2 separate regions of the Homo sapiens genome follow, and region 1 is linked to region 2. Evidence: read pairs that join two places in POLR2A ChIA-PET (ENCODE). Cell type or tissue: OCI-LY7. All regions are shown on one strand. Links, peaks and the distances in the headings refer to the core of each region. The heading gives the core; the rest is flanking DNA.

Evidence for each region. ChIA-PET counts read pairs that join two places held together with the same protein. Peaks named below come from ENCODE experiments on the same cell type or tissue, not always from the same donor. Only the 100,000 strongest peaks of a DNase experiment are listed, where the experiment ranks them.
Region 1: POLR2A ChIA-PET joins it to region 2 with 5 read pairs; 2 of 35 experiments call an interaction of 5 or more read pairs at or near these places.

What each region holds. Positions count from the first base shown.
Region 1 is chr12:131,506,340-131,516,791 of GRCh38, reverse strand. All of the region lies in intron 1 of LOC101929974 (a long non-coding RNA gene), which reads left to right. Among named protein-coding and RNA genes, the nearest start is that of LINC02414, 140 kb to the left of the region's middle. RefSeq lists an enhancer at 5,527-5,576. In OCI-LY7, for the core only: no CTCF peak of the experiment used is centred there; a DNase peak (open chromatin) is centred at 5,301; H3K4me3 peaks cover 764 bases; H3K27ac peaks cover 356 bases.
Region 2 is chr12:131,220,644-131,231,095 of GRCh38, reverse strand. LOC105370082 (a long non-coding RNA gene) reads left to right here. Exons shown (of 4, transcript XR_945559.3): 4 at 1-5,897. Among named protein-coding and RNA genes, the nearest start is that of LINC01257, 61 kb to the right of the region's middle. RefSeq lists silencers at 710-906, 8,152-8,323 and enhancers at 778-1,072, 8,518-8,617, 8,838-8,917. In OCI-LY7, for the core only: a CTCF peak has its summit at 4,530; a DNase peak (open chromatin) is centred at 6,336.

The DNA of each region.
Region 1 (10,452 bases), core at 3,166-7,165, 290 kb before region 2:
AGAAGAAATAGTGAAAATCTTAAAGTCTTTGATCTTTCTTATAAGTACAGAAGAAAATGCTGACGTTTGCTGCCTTCCCTCTCTGCTTCAGCTACCTAAAAGGGAAGGGCCCCCTGTCCTATGATCATGTGACTTGCTTGACCTTATCAATGACTTGGACGTCTCACCCTCCTTACCCTGCCCCCTTGTCTTGTATGCAATAAGTATCAGTGTGCGCAGCCATTCGGGGCCACTAGTGGTCTCTGCGTCTTAGTGGTAGTGGTCCCCTGGGCCCAGCTGTTTTTATCTCTTTGTCCTGTGTCTTTCTTTCTTACAATCTCTCGTCTCTGCACGTGGGGAGAGCAGCTGCAAAGCCCGGTAGAGTTGGACCCTGCATATGCCTTGGGGTAGTTTTATTTGGGTCAAATCTGTTTGGTGTTCTCTGATCTTCCTGAATCTGGATATGTGTTAGTCCATTCTCACACTGCTATAAAGAATTGCATGAGACTGGGTAATTTATAAAGGTAGGGGTTTAATTGACTCACAGTTCCACATAGCTGGGGAGGGCTCAGGAAACTTACAATCATGGCGGAAGGCAAAAGGGAAGCAAGACATCTTCTTCACAAGGCAGCCCGAGGGAGAACAAACAGCAGAAACTACCACACACTTATAAAACCATCAGATCTCACGAGAACCCACTCACTATAATGAGAATAGCATGGGGGAAACCGCCCCCTTGGTCCAATGACCTCCACCTCTCTCTCCACTGATACCTGGGGATTGTGGGGATTATAATTCAAGATGAGATTTGGGTGGGGACACAAAGCCTCGCCATATCAGGATATTTATATCTTTCTCAAGTTTTGAAAAGTTTTTTGTAGTATTTTTTGAATAATCTTTCCACTCCTTGCTTTTGCTCAACTTCCTCTTGAACACCAATAGTTCTTAGACTTGAGCCAGGTGTGGTGGCTCATATCTGTAATTCTGGTACTTTGGGAGGCTGAGGTGGGAGTGAGAGGATGGCTTGAGCCAGGAGTTCGGGATCAGCCCGGGCAACATAGTGTGACCCGGTCTCTACAAAAATCTAAATAAATTAGCTGGGCATGGTGGTCGTATGCCTGTAGTTCCAGCTACTTAGCAGGCTGAGGTGGGAGGATCCTTTCAGCCTGGATGGTCAAGGATGCAGTAAGCTGTGATTGCACCACTGCACTCCAGCCTGAGCAATGAAGGTGAGACCTGTCTCTCAAAAAAAAAAAATTCTTAGATTTGATCTTTTGAGGTAATTTTCTGTATCTTGTAGGTGATCTTCATTTCTTTTCATCCTTTTTTTTCTCCTCTATAATTTCAAGTAGCCTGTCTTCAAGCTCACCGATGATTTTCTCTGCTTGATCCATTCTGCCGTTGAAAGACTTTAATAAATTTTTCAGTTCAGTAAATGTATTTCTCACTTCTAAGATTTCGGTTTGATTGTTAAAATTATTTCAATGTTTTAGTTCAGTTTCTCTGACAAATGTCTTTAGTGTTATGCTGGAGATCCCTGAGTTTCCTTAAAACTGTAATTTTGAATTCTTGGTAAGAGCTCGTATCACTGTCTCATATGGAGCCAGTCACTGGTTTCTTGCTTTGTCCACTTGGGGAGACCATGGTTCCCTGTTTGCTGCTGTTTCTTGTGAATGTATATTTATGTCTTTGCACTGAAGGTTATTTATTCCAGTATTCTCTATCTGGCTTGGCCTATTTTTTTATTGGGTATGTTTGCAATTTACCTGTTGAATTTCTTCAGTTTTTTCCTGCTAGGTTGCTGCCCCTTTTTAGTGGTAGATGATCCCTTAACCTCAGGTTGGCCTTGGCTCTAGCAAACTATCGGAGTGCTCCCTGTCTGAATGGGGGAGGGCCCAAAAGGGATATCCCGGTAGCGTGGGGAAGGCTGGCTCGGGGTTGTGCCCAGGGGTCCTGTGGAACATACCTCCTACGGCATCGTGCGGCTGAATAGTCACTGTGGCTTGGTGTCTCCTTTGGCTGAGTTACAGAGCAGAGTTTCCGGGGCTGGGATGGTAGTCCCACCTCCCCACTTTGTCTCTGGCTGTCCTCAGGAATATTTCTCCCTTCAGGCACTCTCTCAATGCTTCCGTGGGTTGAGACAGAGACAAGTTTCCTGCCAGGGACTCCAAGATGGTGGGAAAGGTAATTGCCCACCTCAAGTTCACTTTTTCCGGTGTAGAAACTGAGATAGGAAAATTTTCATGTGCTTGGTGCTGGGCCATGGAAGGCAGGGGCATCATGGATATGAAAATTTGATTCTCTTACCATCTGCTCAGAGTTTCGTCACTTCTCTGTGGCCCTGGGAAGTGGCCCATCCTCATATTTGAGTTCTAGGATATTGCTGGGGATCATCTTGGCCCTGTATGTTTGTTTTCAGTTTTCTGTGGCAGTGGGTGGGGATGGGGGAGAGTGAAGCCAGCTTGCTTCTATGTCACCATTTTTTAAAAAATTGAGACAGAGTCTCACTCTGTCACCCAGCCTGGAGTGCAGTGGCATGATCTCATTGCAGCCTCCGCCTCCTGGGTTCAAGCAATTCTCCTGCTTCAGCCTCCCAAGTAACTGGAATTACAGGTATGAACCATTGGACCTGGCCCTATGTCACCATTTTGGAACCAGAAGTCTGTCCCCAGCTCTCGTCTCCAGTAAAATCTCTCACTCTCTTTTCTAAACCCTGGCACCCTTGAGACCGCTACTTTCACTGTCCCCAGAGAGACACACCTGTGTGTCCACCCTGCACCTGTGTTCCACCCCTCTGTCTCTGACCTGCTGCTCCCTCCCTCTCTGCCGTCAATGCCCACCTGCTTCTTAGGTCCAGTTCAGACCGTGTTTGTACAAGGTCACTCGGAACTCCTGAGGTACTCAGTGTCAGCTAATGTAGGTAATGGGTGGCAGGTGTGCAGAACACCCTAGGCAGGCACTGAGCTTAGCCTTTGATCTACCGTCATCTCAGTTAATCCTCTCAATACTCTGTGAGTCAGGACGTGTGTGTGTGTGGCCCTGCTACCGAGGAGTCCTTCACCAACTTAGCAAATATTTATGGAAGACTCACTGGGGATTTGTTAAAGTCACTGCTTTATTTGAGCTTTCATTCTAGTCAGGGATGACAGAGAAATGATGCCCATCATAAATAAGTATTAAAACTGTTAGAAGCCTGAATGTGCCTTGGGTGAATACAGCCATGGCACTGTTCAGGGGTGGATGAGGCCGTCAGGGCTGAGGAAGTTCCATTTAAATTACCTGGTCAGGCAAGGGCTTGCTGAGGTGATATGTGAGCAAACATAAAGGCACACATTAGCCCCGTGGACAGCCAGGGCATGGACCTTGGGCAGATGAAGGTTTTAGGGAGGGGGGCAGTCAGGGGCTCAGATGCTGGGCATGCAGAGTGAGGGGCAGAGGAGCAGGAAGTGAGGCCAGAGGCAGCATGGCCCTGGGATGCCTCACCTTGCTGTGAATGCTACAGCCGGGTCCTCTGAGAACAATCCCAACACAGGAGTGTATTAACATCTCAGTTCCCAGAACACTTTTAATTTCATTCACTCAGGTATTCATGAACACCCGTCTTCTTATGTGCTGTGTTAGAGTTCTCTAGAGGGACAGAACTAGTGGAATACAGACACACACACACACACACACACACAAACATATATATATATATATATATATATATATATATATATATATATATAGATAGATAGATAAAGGGGAGCTTATTAAGTATTAACTCGCACGATCACAAAGTCCCACAATAGGCCGTCTGCAGACTGAGGAGCAAGGAGAGCCAGTCCAAGTCCAAGTCCAGTTCAAGGGATCATCCAGGAAGCATCCAGCACGGGAGAAAGGTGTAGGCTGGGAGGCTAGGCCGGTCTCTCTTTTCACATTTTTCTGCCTGCTTATATTTGAGCTGAGCAGGCAGCTGATTAGATGGTGCCCACCCAGATTAAGGGCGGGTCTGCCTTTCCCGGCCCACTGACTCGAATGTGAATCTCCTTTGGCAACAGCCTCATAGACACACCCAGGATCAATACTTTGTATCCTTCAATCCGATCAGGTTGATACTAAGTAGTAACCATCACACGTGCATTCATCATGTGCACACACTGGTTAGGATCTGAGGGTATAGACCAGGCTCCTGTTCTCTGGGAACTGGCATCCCAGCAAGGACAGGTAGTAAACAAATAAGAACATTTAAGAACAGTGTGGGGAGGGCCTAACACTGTGCTGTGTGGTGGTACGTAGGACGCAGGCTACTGTAGACTGGGTGGTTGTGGGGAGGAGGTGACTGTGGGGAGGTGACATTGATCTGAGCCCTGGATGCCAACAAGGAGCCAGCTGTGCATGGATGGAGTTGGGAGCGGTGCCAGGCTGAGCCTGCAGGAGGTCAAGGTGCTGGTGGGAGCTCATGTGGCTGGGGACGGTGAGCATGGGCGGGACAGAGGTGGTACTTGTGCAGAAGGAATTAACCATGAAGGCCAAAGATGCCCTCCCTGCAGAGGCCTGCTGGCAAGGTTGGCCCTCAGCTGGGGCCTGGGAGCTTTGCCGATAAACAGGCCCCCACACTGATTCACTGAATGGCTGCGTGTGCAAACAATAGGGTTTATGCTGAGGACCTGCTTTCCCTCTGAGAGGCTGGGATTTTGGACTATGCCAGGCACAGGTGCTGACGTGACCAGACCCCAGTAAACCCTGGGTGCCGAGTCTCTAGTGAGCGTCCCTCATAGACAGCACTCACATGTGTTGTCACATCTCATCGCTGGGGAATTAGACATGTGCTGTGTGACTCCCCAGGGAGGGGACTCTGGGAGCTTGTGCCTGGTTCCCCTTGTGCCTTTCTCTTTGCTGTTTTTGCAGGTTGTCCTTTCACTGTAATAAATTGCAGCCTGAGTCCTGGGAGTCTCTGAACCTGGGGATGGTCCTGGAATCCCTGACACAGATGTGGCCAGAGAAGGGATGGAACCAGTCCTGCAGGGCCCTTTAGGGAATAGTGAGGTGCAGTGTGAGGGTTGCAGCGACCCGTGGGCTGCTCAGCCCAGCCTGGGGTGACTGTCTCACTTTCCCTCGGAGGACAGGGTGGGCACCACCTGCAGACTCTGGGAAGTCCTCACTCAGTCTCCACGTGCACAGGGCCTAGGAGGTGGTCTGGGTGCTGGTGGGCGGCTCTGCCACATGCCACCCTCACAGTCTTCCCCTGAGTCTGTTCCTTCCTCTTGCTTGTCCCAGGCCTCTCTCAGCAGCACCTTCCTCTGTGAGTGTCAAATGCTACTGACTCATGTACTTCCTGTCTATTCAGAGACAGGACGGGGGTGGGAAATTGGTATCATTTGCATGACGCTCACCTCCTGGGGTTGGTGAAGAGCTTGCAGGCATCAGAGCTAGCTGGGAAGTGAGCAATTATAACATCTTTAGGAAATTGACTTGGCCCTTTCTGAGTCTGTGTCTCCTGGTTTTCTCCATGCCCAGTATTCAGAGGAGGATGAGAGGAATGCTTCCTTGGGCCCCATGGCCTGGCTTTGGCTTTGGCATTGGCATTTTCAAAAAAAGTCTAGACTTACTGATCATGATTCCAGACTCCCGAGAAAGAAGCAGAGAATGTTCGGGTTGTATGAGTGGGATCTGGGATCCTGGGGGCGGGCTGTGAGGGTGAGAGCCCCACGGAAGTGCACCCAGGAGCAGGTGGATGTGGGAAGGCTGGAGCCCCCCAGACCAGGGCTGGCCTTGGGGAAACAGAAGGGGGTCATGGCATCAGAGAGGAAAGCGCATCTTCGCTACGATCCCCCCTGCCCAGAGCCTCCTCCAGATCCAGGGACCCCTCTCCTTCTGTGTTTGACCAGGGACACTGGCAGCTCTGCCTATGTTGAGAGTCCTCAGAGAGCTTCAGCTAGGCCTGTTCCCCAAAGATCTTTTGTTGTTCATTTTAAGAAACAACAGACCATCACTTTAAAAGTAGCACATTTTGGTACCTATTTCTCAGTGATTGATCCTTTCAGATACAGTTTCCCAGGATCTAAAGATGGTAGCTGAATAATGCATGATATTTTTGTTTCCCAGAAACAGGTGTTTTATTTTTATTGCATTAGTCTTATGAGAACAAGCTGGCTGCAGTTTCTCTGAGAGCCGAAGTGCTGAAACAATTCTGGGTTTTATAGGCACCCATTGCCAGGAGCTGTCATTGCCAGGCTCTTGGGCTCTTGACAAGGAAGCTCATTATGGCCGTGTCTCACCTCCTCCAGGGAGGTGCCAGATCCGTGTGCAGCAGTTTTGCACGTCCATCCATTTGTTCATCATTCATTCATTCACTCATTCTTTCAATGTTCATTTCCTGAGGGCTTCTGAGTCCTGGTGCTGGGATGCACTTTGGGGTTACAGAGACAAAAAGACCAAGTCCCAGCCTTTAGGGAACCTATAGTCTATGAGGGAGACAGAGTCTCAGTCATTGGGCCAGGTGATGAGGGGTAAACTGAGGCATACACCAGGTGTGATGGGCTGTGAAGGATCAAGCCTTGGAGCTCACCGGTGGGCGGGAGGAAGACCCCACTGAGGAGAGGAGAGAATCCGTGAGTGACAAGGAGTAGATGGGGCTCATCAGGTGGCTGTGTGGTGGGCAGGGACCCCAAAGGGCCTGAGCAGAAGTGTGACTATAGTGACTTAGAACTCAGGAGGGGCTGCCCTTGAGCCCCACTTGATTTACAACCTGGACCCTTGGTGATTTTGGCTGGAGAGAGGCAGTTGACTCCTTTGAAATATGAAGTGAAACACCAGAGGCAGGAACAGGCCAGTGGTGGTTAATGAGTGAAACAGATGGGAGTCTTAATTAGAGCAAGAGCAGGGCTAATTTAATGATCAGTGCTTCCCCGAGCATATGGCCTAGAGATACTTCCACCCACGCTGAGGGAGGCAGTGCGCAGAGTAGGAACGGCCACATGTGTGGGCAGTGGGGTTTGCAAGGGTTTGTTCCCCTGCCCGTGCCCTCTACTCCAATGCCAGCTTCTACATTTTGTTAGCTTCTTTTTCATCCTCTGTGTCAACAGGTAGGGCCTTCTCTGAGGAACTGACTTGCAGGGCGTGGCCTCGAACTGACGTGGGGATTTTGCCACACAACCTTAGGGAAAGCCAATGATGACCTAGTGACTCTCACCACATGCTTCCAACTGCTAAGACCCTGAGTGCGGGCCTGTGAAAAGGGCAGGTGGGAGAGGGATGCTTGCCAGAGCCACCTGTGACTCCAGGTTAACTGGGGCCACATCTCCCAAGAACCCTGGGGTTGACTCTCACAATTCCCCCAGGTCAGCAGCCAGCCCTACAGTAGGGCCTGCTTTTTGGATAATAGTTCTTTAGGAGGAGCATAGCACTGGGTCCTGTGCCATCTGGCAATATTGCTCCTTTCCCATTAAATCCAGTGGTTCTCAAAGTGGGGTCCCTGGGCCAGCAGCATCAGCATCACCTGGAAACTTGGTAGAAATACAAATTGTCAGTCCTGCTTCCCAGACCTGCTCAGACACTGTAGGAGTAGAGCCCAGCAATCTATGTTTTAACAAACCCTCTGGGTGATTCCCATGAATGCTGACATTTAAGACTCTGCTATAATAAGCCTTAGATTTCTTCACACTAAATAGTGCTTGGAAGGATCAGTTTATCCTGACAACATCCTGTACTCTTTAGAGAAAAGGAACTGGGTGCTCTGAGATTCTGCTTGTTCATCTTCTGCAGTAAGTGGGATCTTTGGGCTCTCCTCAAATCCTGTCAATGAGCAGGTCGGGAGCACTGATGGGGGCGTGGGAGATAGGGTTTGTGTCCATTCTCCCGGAAACCATTTTATCTTTGCCCTCAATGAGGGATTGGCCATCAGAATGAGAAATAATCTTTAAGGTCTAAGGAAACAAATCTCTGTGGCTGTGATATGTGGCCTCCACCTGCTAAAAATGGCTTCAGCCACTGTGTGTAATTCTGAGAGCTTATTTCTTTGGAAAGAGGCCATAGCCATCAATACTAACCATTGGGGGAATTTATGCCCCATCACCCAGCACCAGCAGCCCTATCAATTTCTCCAGCATGCACAGATGTGGACTCCCCTGACTGAGTGAGGGGCCGTGTAACAAACAACTGATTTGATGGTCTGCCTGGTTTCTAAAGTTCTGTATCATGATTCCTTCTTAGCTGCAAGAGATCTCCTACCAAAGCTGATATATCTCAGTGGGACATGCATTAACTCAGTCACCTTTCCAGGTAAGAGGGAGTAATTAACTGTGCCAAGATGTTCCAAATGGCTCTTTGTGGAGGTCAGGGCACCTCCAGGGGATGCGTGACACATTTCAACCTTAGATACTTGTTTTTTGCATGTGAAATGCTTGGATGCCTTGGTATTGGGAGCTGATCATTTGCCTTTACTAAATGGCCACCCAGCTAAGAAGGGTGAGAGACTTCAATCTGCTGCCCCTCTCAGTCACACCTCCTCAACATGGGATTTTAGATATTTATGAGTCCCTAGGGTGGACCTTTAGACAGTAATTCCCAGTGTCTCTTATGAGAGAACAGTGCTCAATGGAAGGAGACAGCCCTGCTTTTCAGGAAGTTGCGACTTAAAGAATTCTAGCTCTTGGTGCCATTAAGTGCCATCAATGACACCCAATTTGTCAATGACCATCAGACTAGTTGTTTGTTACGTGGCCTCTCATCAGTCAAGAGTCCGCGTCTGTGCACGCTGGAGGAGTTAAGAGGGCTGCTGGTGCTGGCTGGTAAATTCTCCCAGTGGTCAGATCCAACACACTCCTAAACCTTAGTTGTGGATCATGAGACGATGTGGACCTGGGTGTCGGGAGAATGGTGAGAGTGGGTGTTGGGGTGTCGGATGACTGGATGTGCCCTGCCCATGCCAGGGATGTCACACGGCAGGACTTCAGAGGAGACAGAGTGTGGGGAGAGAGAGTTGAACTGGAGATGCAGAGAAGGAAATGTTTCATATGGGGGAGATGGAGTCCCAAGTGAGAGTTTCCAAAGAGAGCGTGGCTGATAATCGAGCCTTGGGGAATATCTACGTTTAGGTGTCATGAGGCAGAGACAAGACAATAGTGGAGACAGATAAAAAGTCACAGAGGCAGGAGGAAGATTGAGAATGCAGTGCCAGAGAGAACAATCAATAGTTCATTTACAAGGTGGAAGAACTAGTCAGCTGTCTAAAGTGTTTCCGAGAGAATGAAGAAGACAGAATCAAAGATGAGCCACAGGTTGGAGTGACCATTAGTAGGAACAATGCTCCTCACTGTGGTCAAGGGCAGAGGTTAGGGGTGAAACCAGCTCAAGGCCCCAGGGCTGGGAGAGGGGCTAGGTGGTGCTGGTCCTTGGGGACACCACCTGCCACCGTCACATCTCCTCCAGCAGATGCAATGATTCTCTCCCTCCCTGGACAGACATCGTTAGAGAAGATTTAATCAAGAAAGAGCAATGGCATAATGGAGTCCGTCCAGATGAGTGAGATAATGGCCTGACTCCTGCCCAGCCTGCTAACATAATTGGATATGCTGGAGACTCCTCTGCTTCTATTAGGTTAACATGCTGTGATTGTCAGTGAGATTGCAAACAGCGCCTTCCCTCTGTTCTACTCCCAGTCCTGCAGATCTCCTGGGTTTTGAGAGATGTTTCCTAAATGAAGTGACTTTTTCTCTTTCCTCCCTGGTGGGTCCTGTAGACGGATGTTGGTCAGGCTCTTTCCATGTGGGGTGGGGGACACAGGGCACACAGATCCTCCTGCCTGGCTCCACGGCAGAATTACTTAGGCTTTCCCAGGGCTTGTCCCAGGATGCAGGTGACGGCTGCTATGCTTTGTGTGAAGCTGCGCGCAAGTGTCAGGTGACTGGAGAAGAGAGTAGAGTCAGATAAGGATGGTGGCCTCCCTGTTCCAGGCTGATGGAGTGCAGTGTGGGGGCTGGAGCTCATGCAGCCATCTTGGAACATGAGGAGGATCAACTATCGAAGACGCCAGGGAAGAAAGATGGAGTAGTCTCCTGCCTTTATAAAGGTGAACAATGACGCCAGCCCAGGACTACATTTCTCTATGCTGTTTCGTGAGAGAGAAGGAAACTCCTGTCTTGTTTAAACTCCTGTGTTTGTGGTTTTCAGTGGCTCACAGCTGATCTCACCTTAACCAAAATGGCCATAGCACGTGCATTTCCTGACCCTCTGTGTGGTGCTGACTGGAGAAAGCAGCTTTCCTCCTGGCTGTGGCTCAGCCCTGTGCTCCTCAGAGCAGGGTGCTCATGACCCACCTGATGCTGACTGCTAGGCCTGGGACTCTGCATTTCTGACAGGCTCCCAGGGGATTCTGTGCTGCAGGTCCAAGTGCCACACGTGGAGTAGCAGAGGCTTGGAACTCACCTGCCTTCTGCAGTCCCAGCCCAGGCGTTCTCATCTGTCCTACCCAGGACATTTTCTGTCCAGCCC
Region 2 (10,452 bases), core at 2,593-6,592:
GAATGTGCAGATGTCTCCTTGAAAAAATGGCTGATTACATAAGAATGAATCCAACTCCCATTAACAAATCTTAATATACGTGTAAAAAAACAATATCCAGGAACAAATCAAGTGACTTCCGAATATGCCTGTGGTGATCACGTAGACCTGTGTTGAAAAGTGCACCAGATGCCAGCAGGGGCTGAGGGTCGCTCACCCGCACTGACGCGAGCTGCTGGGCAGGGGGCTCCATCCGCGCACAGGTGGCGGTCAGCTGACAACCCTGTTGATCATGTATTTGCCCATCAAGAAGGGACCCTGTCAGTATTGTGCACCCTGACATGATAGCTGGATCTTCATATGTAAGCATTTTCCTGTGCTTTAACTGTTTTAGGGGATTGAGCAGAAATTTTAGGACGAAGTGTTGTAATTTTTTCCATTTGAAATAATGAAAAATGTGTCCTTGGGTGGTGGTTTCATGCACCGATTCTGACTTTTTGCAACAGGATCCTGGTGATGAGAGAAAGCTCCCTGTCCTCTTACTGGTTCTGATGGGTCAGACATGGACTCCGGGAATGGAGGGGCAGGGTTAGTTCCTCCTAAACCACGGGAACTGCAGTGTCAGCGGATCTGACTGATTACCCAAAAGAACACGGGGGTTCGTTTAGCAAGAGGATGGGAAATGGATACTGAAAAGCAAAATAACAGATTTTAGAAAAAAGTTGTCTATCCAAGAGCTAAATATGTGACACATCAATGTGTTCAATGTCCTTACATATTATACATAAGACATCTGTGTACAGATAGGAAGGCAGGACAGGTCTGAGCACCTCCCGCCACCTCTCCCCTCCCGGCTCAGGAGAGCTGCTGATGGCTGCAGCCAGCCCGGCCCCCCGCCCTCACCTGCCCCTCAGTGATAAGAGGCCCCAGGCTTCCTCCCCCTCCAACTGTTTCCTGTCCTCTGGCTGCCTCTTCCCGGCCCATAAACATGCCCGGGGCACATCAATGTTGAAAAGGGCCATTTCTCTGCTGTCCTCATCCCTGAGCTACAGGATACACCTTGTTTCCCACCCACAGAGAATCTTCTAGGGAAATTAGTGCACAGGATAAGCTTTCAAAAGATTATCGGGAGTGTTTTCAGCCCAGTGTTTCCTGTGACCGTGTGGCCCGCCCCTCCAGAGTGATCTGTGTCCTGGGGCTCAGGGCAGACACGGGTCCTCCCTGCCCACAGTCCCCGCCTCCTCCTGATGGAGCAGGCCCATCTGCTGGGAGCACTACCCACGGGGGGGCATACTTAGAGTAACAATCATTCCTGTTTATCTGAAATTCAAATCTGCCTGGAAATTTATTTGCTGGAGGGATCAGCTGTGTTTCCAGGGGCACTTTGCTCCCTTGGTGCCTGTGAGGGGGTTTCTCCTTCCAGAAGAAGTCTCTGTAACCAGCGCTCCCACTTTCCAGGGTCTCCTCACAGCTCAGGGTCTGGGTGGTCCCTGTGGCCTGCAGGGCGGGCTGTTCTCTGTCCCTCCAGCAGGGACAGCGGCTGCAGGTGGGTCTGCAGGGAGGCCGGGTCCCACCAGGTGGAGGCCAGAGCTGGGTCATTCAGTTCTCTCTGCTCTTGTCCTGACACCCTGATGTCAGCTCGGGAAAGAGGGGCCCCTTTGCCTTGGCCACTCCTTGGGGCACAGGCCTCCCTCCCCACCCCACCCCAGCAGTGGAGGCCAGAGCTGCAGGGACACCTGCTTCCCTCACAGGCTGGCCTCACAGCCTAGCCCTGAGAATGTTGATTTGCCTTGTTGGCTGAAAGTGTGTCCAGAATTTGTGGGTTCTTGGTCTCACTGACTTCAAGAATGAAGCCATGGACCCTCACAGTGAGTGTTACAGCTCTTAAGGTGGCGTGTCTGGAGTCTGTCCCTTCTGATGTTCGGATGTGTTCGGAGTTTCTTCCTTCTGGTGGGTTCGTGGTCTCACTGGCTCAGGAGTGAAGCTGCAGACCTTCGCGGTGAGTGTTACAGCTCTTAAGGCAGTGCGTCTGGAGTTGTTCATTCTTCCCAGTGGGCTCGTGGTCTCGCTGGCTCAGGAGTGAAGCTGCAGACCTTCGTGGTGAGTGTTACAGCTCATAAAAGCAGCGTGGACCCACAGAGTGAGCAGCAGCAAGATTTATTGCAAAGAGCGAAAAAACAAAGCTTCCACAGTGTGGAAGGGGACCCGAGAGGGTTGCCACTGCTGGCTCGGGCAGCCTGCTTTTATTCCCTTATCTGGCCCCACCCTGCTTTTATTCTCTTATCTACCATCCTGCTGATTGGTAGAGCCGAGTGGCCTGTTTTAACAGGGCGCTGATTGGTGCATTTACAATCCCTGAGCTAGACATAAAGGTTCTCCACATCCCCACTAGATTAACTAGATACAGAGTGTTGACAGAAAGATTCTCCAAGGCCCCCACCAGAGTAGCTAGATGCAGTGTCGATTGGTGTATTTACAATCCCTGAGCTAGACACAGGGGGCTGATTGGTGTGTTTACAAACCTTGAGCTAGATACAGAGTGCCGATTGGCATATTTACAATCCCTGAGCTAGACATAAAGGTTCTCCACGTCCTCACCAGAGTAGCTAGATACAGAGTGCTGACTGGCATATTTACAATCCCTGAGCTAGACATAAAGGTTCTCCAAGGCCCCACCAGAGCAGCTAGATACAGTGTGGATTGGTGCACTCACAAACCCTGAGCTAGACACAGGGGGCTGATTGGTGTGTTTACAAACCTTGAGCTAGATACAGAGTGCCAATTGGTGTATTTACAATCCCTGAGCTAGACATAAAGGTTCTCCAATGCCCCACCAGACTCCGGAGCCCAGCTGGCTTCACCCAGTGGATCCCGCACCGGGGCTGCAGGTGGAGCTGCCTGCCAGTCCCGCGCCATGCGCTCGCACTCCTCAGCCCTTGGGTGGTCGATGGGACTGGGCGCCGTGGAGCAGGGGGTGGTGCTCGTCGGGGAGGCTCGGGCCGCACAGGAGCCCATGGAGGGGGTGGGAGGCTCAGGCATGGCGGGCTGCAGGTCCCGAGCCCTGCCCCGAGGGGAGGCAGCTAAGGCCCGGCGAGAAATCGAGCGCAGCGCTGGTGGGCTGGCACTGCTGGGGGACCCAGTACACCCTCCGCAGCCACTGGCCCGGGTGCTAAGTCCCTCATTGCCCGGGGCCAGCAGGGCCGGCCGGCTGCTCCGAGTGCGGGGCCCACCAAGTCCACCCTCACCCGGAACTCCAGCTGGCCCGCAAGCGCCACACGCAGCACCGGTTCCCACTCCCGCCTCTCCCCCCACACCTCCCTGCAAGCTGAGGGAGTGGGCTCCGGCCTTGGCCAGCCCAGAAAGGGGCTCCCACAGTGCAGCGGTGGGCTGAAGGACTCCTCAAGTGCTGCCAAAGTGGGAGCCCAGGCAGAGGAGGCGTGGAGAGCGAGCAAGGGCTGTGAGGACTGCCAGCATGCTGTCACCCCTCAAAAGTGCAGAATGGCCTGGTGTATTAGTCTGTTTTCATACTGCTAATAAAGTCATACCTGAGGCTGGGAAGAAAAGGAGGTTTAATTTGACTTTCAGTCCACATGACTGGGGAGGTCTCACAATCATGGCGGAGGGCGAAAGCCACTTCTTCCACAGTGGCGGCAAGAGAGAATCAGGAAGAAACAAAAGCAGAAACCCCTGATAAACCCATCAGATCTCATGAGACTTATTCACTATCATGAGAATAGCACAGGAAAGACTGGCCCCCATGATTCAATTACCTCCACGGAGTCCCTCTCACAACATGTGGGAATTCTGCGAGATACGGTTTAAGTTGAGATTTGGGTGGGGACACAGACAAACCATATCACCTGGGTTTGATCTTGGCACTGAGGGTCTCTGTGAGCTTGAACTCCTCTCCCCAGGAGGGGATGGGCATGGCTGGTGCATTTTACGGCCATGGCAGGCTGATGGAACCAATTTAACAGCTGGCTCATAAAAACCCTCAGATGTGAGAGTCGGCTCCCACAGGCTGCTGTGGGACAGATACAGCTCCCTGATAACCTTCTAGGACCTGCCTGAGCTGGGGGGAGGAGAGGAATCCCGACCCCAGGGGCCTGGACACCAGGGGGACTCCACTCAGATCCTCTGGCCCTGAGCATTCCCAGGACCCCCTCTTGGGCTTCTGTGTTCTTCTCTCTCCAGGGCTGGCTCCTGACACTCCTCTTTGGACAACTGTCCTTAGGCCACTGAGCCCAACCGGCCCCACTGCAGTGAGCTGGAGTGGCCTGGGGGCCAGCCATGCTGAAGCTGCCTCCTCCCAGCTTGTGGGATATGATTTTGGTGTTTACAGTTTTCAGGAATTATATAAACCAGGTATGACACAGGCTGAACGTCAGTCATAGTGAAATTATTCACATCCCAGGAAGCTGGCAGGGGCTGTGCTGCTGCTGCCCCTGGGAGCGAGTTGTTCCACACTCAGCAGCTCGCTGGCTCTCATCCTCCCCACCTAGCGAGGCCTTGACCAGTGACAGGGGTGTGGGAGCCTCCAACAGGGTGGCTGAGGCTGGGTTCACGCTCCAGGGCGCCCCTGCAGGACCACAAGGAAGCCATTGCAGTCAGGAGACCTGGTGCTCACAGCTTTGCTTGCCCTGACCCCATCCCTGTCCCGGCTCCCTCCCGGCCCTCCCTTCATGCACCACCTGTTCCTGAGTCCTCATCCCAGGATCTGCTTCTGGGGACCAGGCCTGATAGGCTCCAAAGCTCTGCTCTTAACCAGCACCGCAGCTGGAGGAAAAGCAGGAGGCATTTGGCTGTTGATGATCATGACATTTTCATTATACTGTGTGGTTTGGGTTTATTTTACCCAAGGAGCACAGTCCACAGAAAATAGAACATTTCAGGAATACCAACCAAGCTAAGTAACATGTTCACATGATATTTATTAAAACTGTGATGAAACCGGCTCCACAAACCATTGATAGAAGATGGGCTGTGTAAAACCGGTACTGGGAAAACGGGTTGTCTGTGTGGAGGAAAGTAAGACTGAATCGCTAACCAATACTGCAAACAAAGATGGAGTCTAGATGGATTAAAAACCTGAATATGAAAAGAGAGAAAATACGAAAACATATAGAGTCTTTGGGAACTTGTGCCTGGGAACAATTTTTTAAACACATTTGGAAAGCATAAACCATAGAAAAATGATTAGTTTTGTCACATCAAAACAAAGGATGCCTGCTTAATGAAGAAGACCATGAACAAAATCATTAGACGACTGGCAAAATGGGAAAAGAGATTTGCAAAGTTTAAAACTGGAACGTGATCAGTGTGTCAAATATACAATGTAACTTTGTAAATCAACAAGGAAACAAGGAGAAATCCCAAAGAATGGACAGAGCGATGTGAGCAGGCAACACCCAGGAGAGGAAATCCCAACAGGCCAAGATGCCACACCCAGGCTGTCTCCTGTCACTCCTGGCGGTGATTAGGAAGCTGGCGGCTCCCAGCCTGGGCAGGGACGCAGGGATGTCCTGCAGGTGGGGGTGGACGGAGGGCCCTGGACCCAGCGGTCCCACCTCAAGTAGACACCCAGGGAGGTGCTGACCCAGGCCCACAGATGACCTCTGAGGCCCACAGATGACCTCTGAGCCTGTCTGTGGGGGCCGGGAGGGGCACAGGACCTGGGTGGGTGTCCCTGGGAGAACAGAGAGGAAAATGGGGTGGGCGCACACGGAGAACCATGCAGCAATGAGACAGCATGAGCTGGTGCACACGGAGCGATATGAGAGCATCTTTAAAACATGATTATTTGTAAAAGTTTACAAATACACAGAATGAAATTAATCACATGAGACCATTGACGTTCATGCCCGGAAACAGCAACGGGCACTCTCCAAGAACACGTCCCAATAAAAAGATCGTCATTACACACGGCTCAGTGATTTCCTAACGGCAGGGAGGGGAATGGGAGGAGGAATGGGAAGGAACGAAAATACATCATAAAGCCTGAAGCCTGAGGGAATCCACGCGCAGAGAGATGAGATGTGATGTGTCACACACTGTGCAGTGGGGTTCATTCACTCCTGACTCTTGAGGGCCAGTCATGAAGTGGGGGAAGAGATGGACGCAGTGAGGTACGGGCTGTGAGACCCGTGGAGACCTCAAAGGCTGGGTGTCAGGATGTGTGTGTCCTCCCTCCCGTTACAGGACAGTGTGACCACACCCCCTGCCTGGCTCTGCCCCTCCAGCCTGGCCCCGCCCACGCCTGACCCAGCCCCCTCCAATGTGGCCCCGCCCCTATGGCCTGACCACACCCCGACCACACGTCTCCACCTTGGCCCCACCCCTGTGGTTTGACCTTGCCCCTCCATCCTGGCTTCCCCCAGTGCTTGACAGCACTCCATGGTTAGACCATGCCCTTCACCCTGGCCCCACCCTTCTGTCTGGCTCCTCCCCTCACCCTGGCCCCACCCCTATCTCCACACCCATGGCTTGGCCACCCCTGTCCATCCTATCCCCACCCCCTCTTTCTAGCCATTTCCTTCTCTGATCCCTCACCTCTACCCTGGCCCTGCCTTTACGGTGTAACCACACCTCTCCACCCTGACCAGCCCCTGTGGCTTGACCCCACCCCTCCATCCTGGCCCCACCCCCCATGACTTGACCACACCTTGACCACACCTCTCGTTCCCGCAGATCGAGCCCGCCCCTCCCCTACAGCTTGACCACACCCTGACCACACCCCCACCGTGGCCCCGCCCCTGTGGTTTGACCCCGCCCCTCCAACCTGGCCATGCCTCCTGTTTCACACCTGGCCCCACTGCTTCAGCACAGCACACCTGCAGAGGGCAGGAATGATCCCAAGGTGGGTGTAATGAGCTTTAATCTGTTGGAGTCAAGCCCAGCGCTTTGGAAACCCCTGGTTCTGCTCAGGCCTGAACCTGAGCAAGGCCCCTTCTCTAATCCAAACCCTGACTCCATCGGGTGGTGGGCGGCCTGCACTGGCTCTGGGCCCGGGACAGCTGTGCTCTGTCTATCCCCCTTCCCCAGCTGTCCTGTGTCTGCGCACCTGTGTCAGCACCTGAGGAAGGCAGCGCACTTGGTCTGTGGGGAGGAGCCTGTAGGGATGGGGTCCCCCATAGCTCCCCTGCCGCCCACATCCAGCCTGCCCAGTCTCCCCACCGGGAGCTCCCCTGAGTACCAAGACAGTGACACTCTGTGCACGAGGACCCCGCTGTGCAAACTGAGAATAATGAAGGCATTGAAGCCAGGCCAGCGGTGCCAGCAACTTCGTACCGCATTTCTCATGTTATTTCAATGTTGCCTCAGTCAGGAAGATTTTCTAGAGCCAGGATAACGGGGCGGCCATCGGTAGACGCGGCCTTGAGAGGAGACTTCTGGTCCGCGTATTTGAGGTCCCTGGACCGGAGGCCACTTCCCTTCTCCAGGCACCAGGGCTGGCGGTGGCCGAGGGAGCCACGTGCCTTTCTGGCGTCGGTTTCTCCTTCTGTACAACGGGCCTCGTGGAGCGCCCCTCCTAGGGCTCTGGGTTTATTTTCTAACTTTCATGGCTGCGTCCACGTTTATCCGTCCCCACTGCCACCGCCACCGCCACCACCACCGCCACCTCTTCCCAGGAGAACCGCAGTCCCCCAGCCCTGCTGCCTCTCACCGCCACCGGGCCATTCTCTGCAGGGGGCCAGAGTCACCTTTTGCTACGTTCACTGAATGGTCACTTGCTCCCCGAAAATCCCCTCTGTGGCTGTGCGTTAGCCCCAGCCCGAACCACAGAATGCAGCCAGAAGGGAGGCCTGGCCCCGCCACCCCACAGGAGAGCGGGAAACACAGAGCCGGGGCGAGGACTGGTAGGGGGCCTGGAAAGAGGGGACAAGGAAGAGGGCCAAGGTTGGAGGATGCAGGGAGGAGGGGTCAGAGAGGAGCAGGGAAGATAGGCAGGGAGGAGGATGCAGGCTGAAGGGCGCAGGGAGGAGGAGCAGGGAGGAGAGGCCTCATGAGCCGGGGGCTCAGGGAAGCGCGGTAACCTCCCCCAGGCTGGGGCAAGGGGAGGGAAAGTGGGCAGGGCTCAGGAGTCCCCTCAACTGCTGGACCAGGGAGACACCCACCTCCCACCCAGCAAGGTCCATCTTGGCTGGGGACAGACAGTAGGGCAGAGGCGCCACCAGGGTTGGGACCACATGGAGGCACTGCGGTGGGAGCTGGGGGCTGGGGAGTGCCCTCCTCTCAGGCTCCTCCCACGTCGGGTTCCTACCCACTCCTGTTGTCAGAACCTGGCCATCTTCTGCCCAGGAGCCTCAGGCTATCTCTACAGGGCAGAGCAGGGGTGGTGTGGCTGAGTCGGCAGGATACACACACACACTCACATACTAAAACACACATGCTCATGCACACGCACACACACATGCACACGCACACACTCATGCACACATACTCACATCTTACAGAACGCACACACACTCACACACCCATTTATGTACTTACACTCACATGCACTCACACACTCACATTCAGCACTGAGGCAGACAGGGCTTGGCAGGCTGACAATAGAAAAACGAAATTCTACCAAGATATTGAAAGAGGTTATTCTGAGCCAGTATGCGTGCCCGCAGCCCAGGAAACACAGCCTGGGCAGTTCCTGAGAGTGCCCCAGGGGCTGGTTACGGCTGATTTCATGCATTGCAGAGAGACAGGGCCTGCAGACACAATCACGAATCCATGCAGGGAAGGGATACGTCGGCTCAGCCCGCAAAGGCGGGACCACGGGAGGCCGGGGCTTACCAGTCACCGGTGGGTTTCCGGGATCTTTTTAGCTCACAGCTGGCTGAGAGAGCCAAGCTTTGTCTAAAGTCTTGGAGTCAGGAGAAGGGGTGCTGGGGTTAAGAGAACGGGTCTGCTGTCTGTCACCTGAGCCGTACCACAGTCAGGCTGGAAGGTGAGCCCCATTATACCAGGTTAATAGAAAAGCCCATTTCATGAGATTTTATGGTTTGTAGGGTGTGACTCCCCAGGACTCTTTGAAAGGAATCTGGGCAAGAGATGAAAAGGTCAGAGTTCAGTCCTCAGGGGACTGACCCTTGAGCCTGGGATCCATCTCCCTCCACCTTCCCCCAGCCCTGCTGAACCTCATTAATCCCAGGACACCGTGGCCTCCCCATGGGCCCTGACCCCTCTGCCCTCTGCCAGCGAGGCTCCCTCTATGTCCTGGCGGGTCCTGCTCACCCTGCCCCTCTCTGCCCAGCCCCTCCCCAGGGGGCGTGTCCCCACCCACGTCCCCCAGGCCTCGGCCCCTCCTGCACCCACTCGGCACTGCAGGACTGGTTGGTGTCCAGTTCAACTCTGTCCCTGACACAGGACCCTGTGCTCAGACTGCCCAGCCCTGCCTCACACACGGTAGGTGCTCATTAATTGACTGTGGAGGGGTAGTGGCCTAGAGAGGAATCTGGGTGTGGCCAGGTGGTCTCAGCATCTCCATCTCACCCTGGAGGGCTTCCTGCAGGAGGGTGCACTGGCCCCACAGAGAGCGCCTGTCCTAAGAAAATAATAGAAGGAGGGCTCTGCTTCCGGGCTCCAGCAAGTGCTTAGGAGCCTGATCTGGGGCCACCTGCAGGTCTGTCCACACTGGAGATGGCACAGCTCTGTGCCAGCCGCGCAGGGGACTGTGTGCTGAGCCAAGGGAGCCAGCACTTCTCTCTTGAAAAGCTGAGGCTGTAGGAAAAGGGGGGCTGCAGGCCAAAAGCCTCTGCGACACTCAGCACATAGTGGGGAAGGGGGGCGTCCCTAGGGTACCAGGAGGGAGAACCATGGCCCAGGAGTCACTGCCAACCCCATCCGGCCCTACCTGGCTGTCCACCAGGCCCCTGGCTCTTCCCCAGACCCAAGCTGCCCTGGGCCATTCTCCCAGGTCCCTGCCCCTGCCCTGGGCCAGGCCACCGTCCCTGATCGCTGGGCCAACAGCAAGGGCCCTGCCTGTGCAGGTGCCAGATGTGATCCCATCGCATGGCAGGGCTGAATTCAGCCACAACTCTTAGAAAGGAACAGAGAAGCCTGCACAGAACGCAGTGGGGACTGAGATGCGGCAGCGATCCTGCCACCCTGGAGGGAGGGAGGGAGGGCACTGCCAGAATTCTCACTTCACACCTCTATGTTCATCCTGAGATAGGAACGGATCCCTTGTTTATGGGGCAGACCCACACACCATATGTGGACTCTGTCCTAACGCCGGCACAGAGGGCAAACTGCTTGGTCAAAATCGCCCTTAGAAATCACCCCAAAACACAGTGCCCAATGGTTCTGCAAAATATATACAGAACAGACGCAAACATATTCAGGATGCAGAACACAGACTGAAATGAACAGCGGATAATAAATGGCGTATGTGTTAAATCTAACTGGGCATATTCGATTTGAACTATTTCTCTCATTTTGTCTTGCAAAATGCATATCTTGGAATTCCTATAACTCACA